2 separate regions of the Homo sapiens genome follow, and region 1 is linked to region 2. A link is an interaction called in ENCODE POLR2A ChIA-PET data of the cell type or tissue named here. Cell type or tissue: IMR-90. All regions are shown on one strand. Each heading gives the region's core, and the rest is flanking DNA. Links, peaks and the distances in the headings are about the cores only.

What was found. Peaks named below come from ENCODE experiments on the same cell type or tissue, not always from the same donor. Only the 100,000 strongest peaks of a DNase experiment are listed, where the experiment ranks them.
Region 1: POLR2A ChIA-PET joins it to region 2 with 14 read pairs; 2 of 35 experiments call an interaction of 5 or more read pairs at or near these places.

What each region holds. Positions count from the first base shown.
Region 1 is chr2:120,818,371-120,823,228 of GRCh38, forward strand. All of the region lies in intron 2 of GLI2 (GLI family zinc finger 2), which reads left to right. Among named protein-coding and RNA genes, the nearest start is that of GLI2, 85 kb to the left of the region's middle. RefSeq lists an enhancer at 3,434-4,099. In IMR-90, for the core only: no CTCF peak of the experiment used is centred there; DNase peaks (open chromatin) are centred at 2,041 and 2,631; H3K4me3 peaks cover 832 bases; H3K27ac peaks cover 1,696 bases.
Region 2 is chr2:121,274,054-121,278,911 of GRCh38, forward strand. The region is part of intron 2 of TFCP2L1 (transcription factor CP2 like 1); the gene reads right to left. Among named protein-coding and RNA genes, the nearest start is that of TFCP2L1, 8.7 kb to the right of the region's middle. In IMR-90, for the core only: no CTCF peak of the experiment used is centred there; no DNase peak of the experiment used is centred there.

The DNA.
Region 1 (4,858 bases), core at 1,443-3,942, 460 kb before region 2:
CCAGTGGCCTGAGACAGAGATAAATGGTGTGCACCGACCCTTTGAACTGGCTGGGCCTAGTCTGGGTGCATTTAGTGCAGACAAAGCCAAGAGCCAGGAAGGACTGAACCACACAAGGCCGAGCTGGGCCAGGCACTGGCATTGGCTAAGTCCTTACCGAGTAGGTGCTGGGCACTACTGGAAGGAAGCAAGAGTGCGTCTCTCCCTGCCCCTCCTCCCCAAACCCCACTCCCAACACGAATCACTCCTGAGTCTTGATAATATTCCGAGTGAGTCTGGGCCCCAGGCGTGTCTCTCCAGGGACTCTCCAGTCCCCCAGTGTCTCCGCCCAGGCCCTGTGCCCTGCCAAATCCCAAGGCTCCTTCAAGGCCAAATTCAGTAGTCAATTCTGTTTCATTCAAAAGGCATTTAGATGTTTACGAAAGGCCTACTGGTTAGCATGTTACCAGGGCCACCCGGCTAGTAAGTGGTTTGAGCCAGGATTTGAACTTGAATCCTTCTGAGCCTCCCCCACCTTATGCTGATAACCTGCTTATCTGAAGCAGCCGCAGCCCCCCGCCCTCTTTTACTGATACCCACTTCTAGGTTACGTGCTGGGAAACATATCATTTTGTTAGAATAGTTTCTAAGCCAAGAATCCAGACGCACTGAATAAGGGCCTAGGGGGCTTTTATCATACACTCTTAGTGCAAAGCCTCTGAGATGTAGGTTTAGGGGCTCAGGGGCTTCTTGGCTCTTGTTGGGTTCCTGGCTGCAGCTGGTAGAGTTGCCTTTTAGGAGTGAGTGACCTCCAGATGGGTGAGGTTTGTGTTGCACTTTAAAAGTACTGATAGTAGATATTCAGAGTGACAGAGTGCCACTAATAGAGATTTTTTTTTTTTTTTTTTTTGAGATGGAGTCACTCTGTTGTCCAAGCTGGAGTGCAATGGTGTGATCTTGGCTCACTGCAACCTCCGCCTCCCAGGTTCAGGCAATTTTCCTGCCTCAGCCTCCCAAGTAGCTGAGATTACAGGCGTCTGCCACCATGCCTGGCTATTTTTAATATTTTTAGTAGAGACGGGGTTTTGCCATGTTGACCAGGCTGGTCTCGAACTCCTGACCTCAGGTGATCTGCCCGCCTCAGCCTCCTAAAGTGCTGGGATTGCAGGCGTGAGTCACTGCACCCCACCGGTTTTTGTATTTTCTATCCACCCTCGTTTTTAATCTTCCTTTGCCATTCCTCCTTTAGCAGCTGAAAGCCAATGGCAGGCACAGAGAATTCTATAACCTGAGCCTTGTTCTCAAGAACCAGAAATCTGAAGGACTTTGCCACAGGCAGTTTATTCATCTGCTTGCAGGCATTTACCAGTTACTGTGCCAGTCCGTTATGCTGGGGCAAATACCCCACTGGCCAAGCCCCCAGGGAGCTCACCAGCTAAGAAGAAGGACTGATCAGTGCAAGGACAGCATCTTAGTGTGGTAACGACTCCAAGAGAAGTCATTTCCAGATACTTCATCCTGCTGCTGGGGGAAGAGAGGCAGGGAAGACTTCTTGGAGGAGGCCAGACCCAGCCTGAGCTGGGTCTTGAGGGATGAATACGGGTTCACTAGGCAGAAAAGTGGGGCCCAGAGAACAGAATACGAGCACAGGCAGCAGGATGGCCAGCCGCCAAGGCCATGGGAACCTGGGGAAGGTTGGCTGCTTTGCTGGAGGAAACCTCCAGCAGCATCTACTGAGGCATCCACCCTTAGAAAGACTGAGGCTGATGAAGGCAAGTGAAGGAAAGGTCCAGGCTGGTCCCTTTTGCCCTCTGTCTGGTTTTCTCTGAGCTAAGATAGTTCTCTCTGGCTCCCTTAAAATCAGGACAGTGGAGCGAAGGTGGGTTTGGGGGCCAATTTCTCCTCCTCTCAGCCATCCCAGGCTTTGCTTTCTTGCCGAGTCTAAACTCTCAGCTGTCGCCCTCGTATTTGCTCAGGGGCCCCTGTTAGGGGGACTGTGCACTTTCATCCAGCTGGACGCCGGAGTTCCCTGGAAGCCGAGAGGGTTAAATCACCAAGCCAGCTGGTGAGCATTAGTTCCCCCCTCTCCAGGCAGTAACGTCAGAGGCTGATGCTGGCGGCAAAGAAGCTGGTGGCAGGAGGAGGCGGAGAGCTGCCTTGAGGCACTCCGGGGGTGGGCTCCTGGCCTGGGACCCTGCCCCAGCAACCCCCAGGTAGGCTGGCTGTGGATGTGTGGGCTCCGGACACCCTGCGGGGACGGCTGCTGTCCACGCCAGTGTGTGGACGTGTGTGCACACCCTGTGTGTCTGTGTTTCTTCTCTTTGTGAGAGTTAGCCTTCTGCTGTGGCAAAAACTTCAGTGGAGAAGGAAAGAGTGAGCGCTGGAGAGGGTAGCTTTTTTTCTAGTGGGAAGGGGACTGACTTCTTTAAACAAACACTCAAGTGTTCCAGTGGCCACGGAGCAGGCAGATGTGGGCCACACTGCATCTTCCAGGGTTTCTCTATGCCACTTGGGGTGCAGTCTTGAGTGGCCAGAGGAGCAGTTTGCTGAGGTGGCTTAAGAACATGTTTTCTCATCTGTCTGTGACCAGGAGGCGTTTCGAAGGGCTTGCCATGTGCCGACTCAGTAACTAGTGTGTGGCCTCCCGGTGGTTTCAGATGCCTTGCCAAGGCCGACCCACCCACCTCCTCGAGGAAATGCAAAAAGTGTTTTCAGGGCCCAGAACACTAAGCCTGGGATGATCTGCTCCTCCCTGACTGGCAGCCTGTCTTGCGTGGGCGGCTGAGCTCGCAGCCACCAGGACCTGATGGGGACAGTGTTTCCTGGGGCCTCTGTACGGGGGAGGTTCTCTCGAGTTGCAAAGGTGCAGATGCGCCAGGAGGGTTCTTGGCCCCTAGGCTTCATGGATAGAGTTTACTAGGACAAGCAAAGGCCTGGTGTGCGATCTGTTTTCCTATTTGACTGGATGTTGGGAGAAAAATGTCCAAATTAGGGATGGGCCCATGGCTCAGCTGAGCAGAACACTGGGTGAACTTCTACTGTGAAAGAAATAGCAGATCCGGCGGACATTTATGGGCGACAGAGAAGGGTAGCTCAGCATTGAGGAGGGAGTTTGGTCTCATTCTGGCCGAGACTGTCAAATCCTCGGATGGGCTTGTAAACCAGCTCCTGGCCTAGCCTCATCAAACGTGAGGATGAGGAAGAGAGAGCCTGGTGGGCCCTGGGGAGGGGACCTGCACTCTCAGTGGGACACCTGGTGACCAGTAAGCCTGGTCCACTGCCCTTCCTCACCCTCTCGTCTTTCTAATAAACAGAGGGGAGGTGCCTGTGCATAGACTTGGGGACTATTACATTGACTCAGAAAGACCCTCTTTTCCCTTTTGCCCCAACCAGTGCTTTACGAGGTTGCCTAAGCCTGTGCTGCGACCCCCAGAGGCAGGTGCAACCCCATTTTACAGATGGGGATGCTGAGGCTCTTCACCAGGGCCGCCCAGCTGGATGGCAGTGGGGTGGGTCACACCGAGCCTCCTTTCCCCTGGGCTGGGCTGCCACCCGAGGCCCCCACTATGTGTTCCTGTTTGCCTTTGACTCCACGGGGGCCGGGAGAAAGTGGCACTGGGGATGCCACCAGGCTGCTTGTCAACTGGCCTTTGCTGTGTTCCACACCTCTGACATGGAGGTGAGGCTGTGGTGGCTAAGACCGGGCGGTGGGCCGAGTTCATGTTCCTGCTATGCCAGTGATAGCTGGACGAGACCTAGAGCAAGGCTGTGAACTCTTGTGGCCTTGGAGTTCTTGTCTGTGCAGCATCCTTTCGGGTGCAAGGATTGTTACAAGGGTTGAGTGAGCTGTTATCAGCGAAGCACTGAACAGTGTCTGGAAGGTGATAAACTCAACAAAGTGTCTCTGGAGTTAGAGCAGCCTTCTTGTGGTCCCTGGACCCAGCAGTGTGCTATGGGCATAGTGCCCTGCACAGCGGGTCCAGCTCAAGGGACAGGGACAAAATGACCTTTTCAGAAGCGTGTTAGGAAACAGCCCGATGGGCCCTAAGGCTCCAGAACCTTTGTGTTCCCTGAATCCTGACCCTCACAGGGTCCTTGCATGAACTTGACACAATTAATACCAAGAGAGATGGTGCTGTCCCCATTCCACCCCTTTGCATGTGGCTGAAGGTCACAAGGATAGCAAATGGAAATGCCTCCGCAAATCACCTGTTTACTATTTTTCTGATTATTAAAGTGATTGAAAATGTGATGACTGTGGAAAAGCCCAATGAACATATCATTATGTTCTTCCCTGATTCCACCTCCCAAGGATGACCCTCACTCACATGTTAGTATGTTTCTTTCCAGTTCTTTCTTTCCATGCCATACTTCCCTTCCAATGGAAGGTTCAATTAAGGACGTTAAAATACAACAACAAAACACACAAAAGTAACTCCCTGGGCTTTTGAAATTCAAAGCTTCAGAGGAAATGGTACGAATGCAACCCAAATGGCAAATTTCCCATCTGATTTTATTTTCAGTACACTCTGAACCCATCTTCTGCCCCTTACCCTAGCTCTTCCTCAGGCAACCTTGAGTTTCCTTCTCTAAGGGGAATCTTGCAGGAGTGGTCTAGGACTGGGAGGCTGAGGGGGCATTGGAGGAGACACCTGGACAGGTGTGCACAGAGGTGGATGTGAGAGGTGGATGAAGGACATCCCAACAGGGAACCTGCTCCCACCCCCTGCACCCCCCGCCACCCGGCTGTGTGTTTCCCAGGCGAGGCTGTGTTTGACATGCAGCGGCCGCACACCGTCTTTGGTATGCCGTTTGGTCCCGGACTTAATGAGTTCTGCAGGGACGCTCCACTGTAGCTAAAGATCATTTACCTGAATTG
Region 2 (4,858 bases), core at 1,611-4,110:
ACTGCAATCCAGCCTGGGCAGCAGAGCGAGACTCTGTCTCCAAAAAAAAAAAAAAAGAAAAAAAAAACCAATTGTATCAATGCCTTTGGTCATATGATGAAGAATAAGCTACTTAAATGAGGTACACTGAAAAAGATATCTAGTGCAGCATTACTGATTGGTGGGGGGATAAAATCATGCCTATTTTTAGATTTTCTAAATATTTACAGAGCACCTACTATACTCTCAAGGCACTCAGCTTAATACTGAGGATACAGGTTGAGCATCCCTAATCCAAAAATCCAAAACCTGAAACTTTTTGAGTCCTGACGTGACCCCACATATTGTCCACATGGGCGGCTGAGATCATCTTTTCTGATGACTCGATGTACACAAGCTTTGTTTTATAAACAAAATTATTTAAAATATTGCATAAAATTACCTTCATCTTATGTGCCTAAGGTGTATATGAAACATAAGTGAATTTTGTGTTTAGATGTGGGTCAGAGCCTCAAAACATCTCATTATGGATATGCAAATATCCAAAAATCCAAGAAAATTCAAAATCCAAAATACTTCCAATCCCAAGCATTTAGGAAAAGGGGTATTCTTCAGCCTATACTTTAAAATTTTAGGGGCCAGGCAGTGGCTCATGCCTGTAATCCCAACACTTTGGGAGGCCAAGGAGGATTGCTTGAGCTCAGAAGTTTGAGACCAGCCTGGGCAACATAGTGGGATCTTGTATCTACGAAAAATAGAAAAATTAGCTGAGTGTGGTAGCACATGTTTATCCCAGCTACTTGAGAGGCTGAGGCAAGAGGACTAATTATTCCAGGAGGTGGAGGCTGCAGGAGCCATGATTATGCCACTGCATTCAGCCTGGGTGAAAGAGCAAGAAGACCCTGTCTCAAAAAAAAAAAAAAATTATTTAATACATGGCTCAGCCCTATAGAACTTCCATTCTATTATGGGAGGCAGACACTAAAACAATTACACTGTATATTTTTTCCAGCAGTTATGACAATATTCTGCCCTAAATAACAAAAGGAAATAGTGAAATAACATGTAGAGGCTGGGCGCGGTGGCTCACACCTGTAATCCCAGCACTTTGGGAGGCCAAGGCAGGTGGATCATCAGTTCAGGAGATCGAGACCATCCTGGCTAACACGGTGAAACCCCATCTCTACTAAAAATACAAACTGTTAGCCAGGCATGGCGGCGGGCGCCTGTAGTCGCGGCGCCTGTAGTCCCAGCTACTTGGGAGGCTGAGGCAGGAGAATGGCGTGAACCCAGGAGGCGAAGCTGGCAGTGAGCCGAGATCGCGCCACTGCACTCTAGCCTGGGCGACAGCACGAGACTCCATCTCAAAAAAAAAAAAAAAAAGAAATAACATGTAGACATTTTACATGTTTAGGATACTTTTAATAATAATGGAAAATGTTATTACAAGAACAGTATTTAATAAAAGCAAGAAACAACCACATAAAGCATAATCTCATCCATTTGTTTTTTTAAGAAAAAGTATAGAAGTAAGTCTTTTTTTTTTTTTTTTTTTTGAGACAGGGTCTCGTTCTATCACCCAAGCTAGAGTGCAGTGGCTCAATCTTGGCTCACTGCAACCTCTGCCTTCTGGGTTCAAGCAATTATCCTGCCTCAGCCTCCCAAGTAGCTCGGATCACAGGTGCCCGCCATCACGCCCAGCTGATTTTTGTATTTTTAGTAAAGATGGGGTTTCACCCCGTTGGCCAGGCTGGTCTAGAACTCCTGACCTCAGATGATCCACCTGCCTCAGCCTCCCAAAGTGCTGGGATTACAGGCGTGAGCCACCGCGCCCAGTTGAGAAGGAAGTCTTAACGGTTATAACCCTCTGTAAGAATAAATTATTGGGAACGGCTAAAAAGAATACTGAGAGGAACCTCTCTGACAAAGGAAAACATATTTCTAAGCTACAAAAATTAGTTCAATGAGGAATTCGGCAAGAACATCAGCAGCACAGGACAAGTCTGTATATTGCTTGCCTTACAATTTAGGATATGGTTTGTTTTTAAGTTATACTTAAGTTCTGAGATACATGTGCAGAACGTGCAGGTTTGTGACATAGGTATACATGTGCCATGGTGGTTTGCTGCACCCATCAACCCGTAACCTACGTTAGGTATTTATCCTAATGCTATCCCTCCCCTTGTCCCCCACCCCCCGACAGGCCCCAGTGTGTGATCTCCCCTCCCTGTGCCCATATATTCTCATTGTTCAACTCCCACTTATGAGTGAGAATATGCGGAGTTTGGTTTTCTGTTCCTGTGTTAGTTTGCTGAGAATGATGGGTTTTTTAATGTTTCACAAGTGTCCCAGCATTTTGAGAGGCCGAGGTGGAAGGACTGCTTGAACCCAGGAGTTCAAGAGCAGCTTGGGAAACATGACAAAACCCCATCTCTACCAAAATTACAAAAATTAGCCGGGTGTGGTGGCGCACAACTGTAGTCCCAGCTACTCAGGAGGCTGAGGTAGGAGGATCCCCTGAGCCCGCGAGGCAGAGGCTGCAGTGAGCTGAGATGGAGCTACTGCACTCCAGTCGGGGTGATGGAGCAAGACCCTGTCTCAGAAAAAAAAAAAAAAAGAAAGCCAACAAAAAAAGTTTCAGAATTGACTTTCTAAATTTGTGAGATAAAGGTAGGAAAAGTCAGGCAATAACTAGAAAATAAACAAACTCAGATCTTCATATCACATCATAAATTCCAAATGCATTTCAGTAAGTGTTAAAATTTAGACACCTCTAAATGAAATTCAGAAAACTACTCAGCTAATTGATTTTGAGATGAGCAGCCATTTTCTTTTAAGCATAAAAGAAAAGTTTATTTCAAAGAATGAAAGATTTGATTTGACCATAGACATTTAAAATAGATCTCTACAGAAAAAAAAAAAAATCACAACATATACCTTACACCATAAATATAGTTATCACCCAACGAAAGTTAAATGGCCTGCAACCATCAGAGAAAAATACTTGCAAAAAATGGGAGCTAAAAGGTTGGTATTCTTCATAAATAGTATGCCCTTATCCATAAAACATAAACACCCCAACAAAAACGTGCAAAGGACAGGAATATAATAAACAAATTAAAAAGATCAATAAATGTATTTTAAAATATCCAACTGCATTAACAATCACAGAAATGCTAATTTAAGGCCAGGGGTGGTGGTACACACCTATAGTCACAGCTACTCAGGAAGCTGAGGAGGGAGGATCACTTGAGCTCAGAAATTTGGGTCCAGCCTGGGCAACCCAAGCCAGACCCCAGCTCAAAAAAGAAAAGAAATGTTAGTTTAGGATTAAATTCCATGTTTCACTAATCAGATGACAAAAAACAATAACCAATATTGGAAAAGAGACAAAATGTATACTGCTGGCTGGCACGTAAATTGGTGCATTCTTCTGAGAAAGCAATTTGGTGATATGCATCAAAAGCCTCAATGTTCAAATCCTTTGATCCAGAAATTCTACTTCTTAGGTATTTATTTTTAAAATACATAAATAATCAACATTTCACAGGAAGATTTATATGCAAGGATGTTGTTCATCATAATAGTATTTAATTTCTAACTGGAAACTAAGTGGCCATAATATGAAACAGTTAAAGTCATAGAAATATACAATGTAATACTATGCAGCCATTAACAGAAATGCAAGTCCTCAAATCATTTTCAATGACATGAGACGGCTGACAAATATAGTAAATGAAAAAAAGGATATATGTCTGTAACATAATCACAGAAAGATATATATACAAACATGTAGAAATAAGGTTAGCAGTGGTTTCTGGTGAAATCGGAGGGGATTTTAATTTTGTTTTAATTGTCTTCCTTTTGCTTTTCTAAATTATTCAAACTTTCTATAAAGTAGATTATTTTAATAACCTACAAAATATAATTTTAAAAATATAAATATACCAAATTAACATGAGATGATGAGACCATAGAGGTAACTCCTTTTTCTCTCTTTTTTTTTTTTTTTTTTGAGACGGAGTCTCGCTCTGTCGCCCAGGTCGGACTGCGGACTGCAGTGGCGCAATCTCGGCTCACTGCAAGCTCCGCTTCCCGGGTTCACGCCATTCTCCTGCCTCAGCCTCCCGAGTAGCTGGGACTACAGGCGCCCGCCACCGCGCCCGGCTAATTTTTTGTATTTTTAGTAGAGACGGGGTTTCACCTTGTTAGCCAGGATGGTCTCGATCTCCTGACCTCATGATCCACCCGCCTCGGCCTCCCAAAGTGCTGGGATTACAGGCGTGAGCCACTGCGCCCGGCCCTTTTTCTCTCTTTTAACTGATCTATGAGAGGATCAACTTTTAAAACTCTTTTTAAAAAAACCTAGTAGGCTGGGCACAGTGGCTCACGCCTGTAATCCCAGCACTTTGGGAGGCTGAGGCAGGTGGATCACCTGAGATCAGGAGTTTGAGACCAGCCTGGCCAACATGGTGAAACCCCGTCTCTACTAAAAATACAAAAATTAGGTGGGCGTGGTGGCACATGACTGTAATCCCAGCTACTTGGGAGGCTGAAGCAGGACAATCGCTTGAACCCAGGAGGCAGAGGTTGCAGTGAGCCGAGCCTGCACCACTGCACTCCAGCCTGGGTGACAGAGCAAGACTGTCTCAAAAAGAAGAAAGAAAAAAAAAAAAACACCTAGGGGGTGGCCAGGCCTGGTGGCTCACACCTGTAATCCCAGCACTTTGGAAGCCCAAGGTAGGTGGATCACTTGAGGCCAGGAGTTCAAGACCAGCCTGGCCAACATGGAGAAACACCATCTCTACTAAAAATACAAAAATTAGCTGGGTGTGGTAGCACACGCCTGAAAAACCAGCTACTTAGGAGGCTGAGGCAG